2 separate regions of the Homo sapiens genome follow, and region 2 is linked to region 1. The links are chromatin contacts, found by Hi-C in ENCODE. All regions are on one chromosome and are shown on one strand. The core of a region is the stretch at or near the end of the contact, and the rest is flanking DNA. Distances in the headings are between cores, read along the strand shown. Region 1 holds the start of NIPA2 (NIPA magnesium transporter 2). Region 2 overlaps UBE3A (ubiquitin protein ligase E3A).

Evidence for each region. Hi-C counts contacts between places; a loop is a spot of excess contacts on that map. Pooled maps may share reads with other maps.
Region 2: a pooled map shows a loop between it and region 1 (2.7-fold over the local background). The contact joins the enhancer-like site here to the promoter of NIPA2 in region 1. A Hi-C loop is called at or near these places in 2 of 50 pooled maps.

Annotation. Positions count from the first base shown.
Region 1 is chr15:22,837,334-22,839,957 of GRCh38, reverse strand. NIPA2 (NIPA magnesium transporter 2) reads right to left here and starts at 1,292. Exons shown (of 8, transcript NM_030922.7): 1 at 1,037-1,292; 2 at 168-303. RefSeq lists an enhancer at 1,166-1,395.
Region 2 is chr15:25,415,491-25,418,114 of GRCh38, reverse strand. The region is part of intron 1 of UBE3A (ubiquitin protein ligase E3A); the gene reads left to right. The region is part of intron 147 of SNHG14 (small nucleolar RNA host gene 14); the gene reads right to left. Among named protein-coding and RNA genes, the nearest start is that of UBE3A, 22 kb to the left of the region's middle. Within about 2 kb of position 1,319, at least 2 of the 41 ENCODE cell types and tissues checked have a DNase peak (open chromatin) inside an H3K27ac peak, as active enhancers do.

The DNA of each region.
Region 1 (2,624 bases), core at 43-2,542:
AGACCTTGGCTCAGAAAAATTAAATACATGTTAGATTTAATTTTTTCCAACCTCTCACTTGGCTAATAATTTTTCAAAGCAGTACTGTACTTATAAATATTACAGAACCTAAATCTCCAACCCTAACTATGCAACAATATTAGTTATAAATTACAATTTTAACTTACATGTAAGTTTAATATGGTCTCTCTTATGAAAAAAAGGCTGGGAGAGGTTAGAGATGACTTATTCACTCTCATTTCCTCGTAAATACCACCCTTTATTCTCATTTAAAGTCTTAAACCCTGGCCGAGTAGCTCCAGCCTAGAAAGAAGAAAACACAGAAGTAGGCAAAAGACTTAAAGTTACTAAGTACGTTTTATAATTTGGTTACTAGCCTTCATACTCATTTTGCCAACCAATCAACATAAAACCTACTCAATCGAGCACAACTACTGCTTCGACAGGCAGCTTACTGGAATGGAAACTCTCGACTCTGATATTTCCTCTTACTAAAAAAAGTATTAACCGGGCACATGGCTATACACAGGATTTCTAGAAACAGAACTTAACATGCAGTCCTGTATTAAATGAACTAACAACCTAGAAAAGAAATTAAGGAGGCACAAACACCAAACTAAACACACAGTTTTGAGCAATTGTATAGAGAGGGAAATAGGATTCCGTGATTTTATAAAAGGAAATTAAAACAGTCAGGCTCAAAACGTCACAGCAGACTTCTAAGGCTTGTTTAACTGTCAGTTATGATCCCCGCAGCAGCTGAAGCCACCTTCTAAAACTCACCAAGACAAATGAAATTATTTTAATGAACTTAATGAACATGCGTCCCCGACATGGCCAACGAGCCAGGCTTCCGTGGGACTGAACGGCAATCCGATTCACGGTGGGTTTCCTCACTGAGGATTACAGGAAAACCGCTTCAGAACACCCGGAAAGGAAAGTTGCCCGAAGAACCCTTCTCCGACACAAGGCGGGCTGGCTCGCCACCAAGTCAGCCCCTTCGCGCTTGCCTGAAAGGAAGGAGTGGCGACCTCACCCTAGTCGGCCGGCCGGCCGCGCGGCTTCCCCTCGCCGGCGCAGCCTTGGGCACCGCGGCTCACACCCCCACACAGGCCGCCCAGTCCTGCGCTCGCACGGCCACCGCCTTCGTCGCCGTCCAGTGGGAGATGCGAGCATTCGGGGCTGAAGCCGTTCGCACCGCCTCCTCCATGGAGAAGCGCCGAGGAAAACCTGCCAAGGACAACCTCCGGCACCGCCGTCACCACCGCTGCCGGGACCTAGGGCCGGCGCCGGAAAACCTAGGCGCGGCTAAATGACGCAAGAGGCCTCGCGCGCACGCGCAGTGCCGCACCACGTACACCCCGCCCCCGGGGCTCTCTCCCGCCGGGTTCCGGTTCCTTTACAAGGCCCCAGTCGGCTGAGCGCGGAGGGCGGGGCGCGTAGAGTGTGGGGACGGGGGCGGGGCGCAGGATCCAGGCGGGACCTGGCGAGGGACGAAGCTGGAAGCGTAGTTAAGCAGTACAGTATGCTGCCAGGTGGCGTTGGCCGATCAGTTCAAAATCAAACTCCGGCGTGGCCCTTATTTAAAACGAGGATTCCGGGCCCGGCGCTGTGGCTCACGCCTGTAATCCCAGCACTTTGGGAGACCAAGGCGGGCGGATCCCGAGGTCAGCAGATCGAGACCATCCTGGCTAACACGGTGAAACCCCGCCCCTACTAAAAATACAAAAAATTAGCCGGGCGTGGTGGCGGGTGCTTGTAGTCCCAGCTACTCGGGACACTGAGGCAGGAGAAGGGCGCGAACCCGGGAGGCGGAGCTTGCAGTGATCGGAGATCCCGCCACTGCACTCCAGCCTGGGCGACAGAGCGAGACTCCGTCTCAAAAAAAAATAGAATAAATGAGGGTTCCGGCCGGGCGCGGTGGCTCACACCTGTAATCACAGCACTTTGGGAGGCCGAGGCGGGCAGATCACGAGGTCAGGAGTTCGAGACCAACGTGACCAACATGGGGAAACCGCATCTCTACTAAAAATACAAAAATTAGCTGGACGTGTTGGTGCGCGCCAGTAATCTCAGCTACTCCAGAGGCTGAGGCAGGGGAATCGCTTGAACTCGGGAGGCGGAGGTTGCAGTGAGCCGAGATCAGCCACTGCACTCCACCTGGGCGACAGAGCGAGACTCCTTCTCAAAAATAAATAAATAAATAAAATAAAATGAGGGTTCCCAGGGGCAGTCACAGTGTGAAGCTGCATTTAATTGGTGTCCCCGGGCGATGCCAAAGGGGAACAGAGCTCCCAAGAGGGCAAGAAGCGGGGGAAAGGGTGGGTCCAAAGCTGGGGGCGGGACGGGGCGGGGCCGAAATAGCTGTGGTAGTTCGACGACCGCTGGGCCCTTCCTTACTGACCCGGTCGCGGAATAGATGTGAGGTTGACGTTTGGTGAAAGCCCGCCTCGAGACACTGAGAGCAGATTGATTGAATGATTGATTTTGAGACAGAGTCTCGCTCTGTCGCCAGACTGGAGTGCAGTGGCACGATCTCGGCTCACTGCAAACTCCGCCTCCCCGGTTCAAGCGATTCTCCTGCCTCAGCCTCCCGAATAGCTGGGACTGTAGGCGCGCGCCGC
Region 2 (2,624 bases), core at 70-2,569, 2.6 Mb before region 1:
TGTTACAGTTGCTTACAGTATTCATTCAGTATAGTAACATGCTGTACAGCTTTATAACCTAGGAGCACCCGGGCTATACCATGTATCCTAGTTCTGTAGTAAGCTATACCATCTAATCTAGATTTGTGTAAGTACGTTCTATGATATTTGCACAATGATTACCATGCTGAGAGTTGTTGGGGTTTTGTTTTTTTTTTCTTTTTGAATCTGTACATTTATGGTTTTCCTTAAATTTGGAAGATTGTTGCCATTGTTTCTTCTATATATATATTTTTTACCACCTTTACTCCTCTTTCATCATTTCCTCTTTTTCTGGGACTCCAGTTACACATATGTTAGACTGTTTGGTATTATCCACAGGTCATTAACATCATATTCATTATTTTTCAGTCTTTTTATTTCCCTGTGCTTCAGTTTGCTTTGTCTTCTATTTTACTGTTTTTTCTCCTCCCTTGTTAAATAATTTCAGATATTTCGCTTTATATTTCAAGAAATTCCATTTGATTCATTTTATTCATGTATTTTTTTGAATTCTTGAGCATATTTGTAATAGCTGTTTGAAAATCAGGTTACTTATTGATTTCTTGAATTTTTTCACTCTGAATTTGTTGGTTGGTTTTTTCTCTTGGTCATGGGTTGTATTTTCCTAGTATTTATTTTATTTTATTTTTTGTTTTTTACATATTTAATGATTTTTTAAGATTGGATGCTGGACATTGTAATATTTTGTTGTTGGGTGTCTAGATTTTGTTTTCTTTTAGAGTGTTTTGTTTTGTAGCCACCTAAATAACTTGCTGGTCAGTTTTATCCCTTCAGGGCTACATTGGAGTTTGTCTAGAGAAGGCTTTGCTTTAATGGTAGTAGCTCCTACCTAAGGCATGATCCTTCTGAGTCTTTACTAAATGCTCCCAGTGTCACCGTGTTCTCTTCACTCAGGTTAGAGAGAATTTTAGGAGTCTCCCAGTCCTTTATAAGTACTGGGAATATTTCAGCTTACTGCCCCTCTTTCACTAGCTTCATGGAGTCACTTACCTTAATCGTGTACAGTTAGTACTCAGCAGTGGACTCTCAAATGGCAGATTTCTGAAGCCATTTCTCTGCCTTCTCAGACAAGCACTTGTCTGGCACTTGTCATCAATTTTACCCACTTCAGCTTTCTCAGCTCTGATCTCTTGATTCTGAACTCAGTAAAACTGCTGTCTTCTCACTGGATTTCCCCTCCATTGACTGCAGGTTGGAAATTACCTCCAGGCAGACATCCAAGCAGTGGATGGCTCACCTCCTTTGTTTTTGTCCTTTCATGCATTATAGTCCTCTGCTGCCTGTTATCCAAGGTCTGAAAATTCTCGTTTGAGAAGGAGCAACTGTCAGATACTTTCGGATCTTTCTCTGAAATTAGCTTTCTGTTGTGCTTGTTGTGCTTACCTCTTTGTCTAATGCTAATACCATATGAGGTTTTTTTTTTTTTTTTTAGAATGTTTTAAGCTATACACTTCTAAGTGTATAGCTTGTTGCACTTTCACACACTGAGCACCCGTTTAGCTAGCATTCAGATCAAAAAACAGCAGCAGCTCCTGCGTAGCCCCTTGTGCTCTGTGTCACTACCCCTTTTCTTCCATGTGTAACCACTGTCCTGACTTCTCATAGCATAGATTAGATTTGCCTGTTTTCATCCTTTAACTAGAATCAAGCACATTTAGTTGTGTCTGACTTCTTTTAATGTATTTGTGAGATTTATTCACATTGTTGGTTGTAGTAATTGTTTATGATAGTCGCTGTATATTCCATTTTAAGAATGGAAGTGATATTCCATTTTAAGAATATGCCATAGTTTAATCTGCTGTTACGGACATTTAATCATTTTTGGTTTGGAACTGTTAAGAATATTGCTGCTGCTCTAAACATTTCAGTGATTGTCTTCTTGTGAATATGTTTACTTCTGTTTGGTATACTTAAGAGTGAAATTTTTAAGTCATAAGGTATGCATATATTTAGTGTATACTCAGTTTTTTAAAGGCATGCCGATTTTAATTATTCCATTTAAGTTAATATGTTTTAATATCTGGTAGAGAAAGGAACATTATTAGAAACAATTGTTTTGGTTATTCTTACATATTTAGTCTTTGAAAAAACGTTTCTTAAATTGGCATTTACTTATATTTGTGTTAATTTGGGAAGAAATGGTATCTTTGTTCATCTATGAGTCACATTTGGAACTAGCTCAAAGGCCATGGGTCCTGATTCCTTTTTTTTTTTTTTTTTTTTCTTGTAGAGGGGAGGTATGGTGTCAAGAAAACATAGTCACCATTATTACGAAAAGTAAAATATGGAAGAGATGATCCCTACCATCAATCAGCTTACAACTAGAGGCACTGACAAATGTATACAGATAGCTGTAATGTAAGGTATAACATAATAAATATAAGGAGAAATTAATAAATTATTTTATGGTATTAAGAATGTATAATAAGACATGAAGGAGATGGTGATTATGTATAAGAGTTTAGATAACCCTGTGAGATACAGTGTTTAGAATGAGGCCAGTTTTTAACATGGCATGATAGGTGGGTGGGGGATAGAGGTTAGTAATGGATAGAGGACCATTTCCGAGTGAAGTCTCCTCA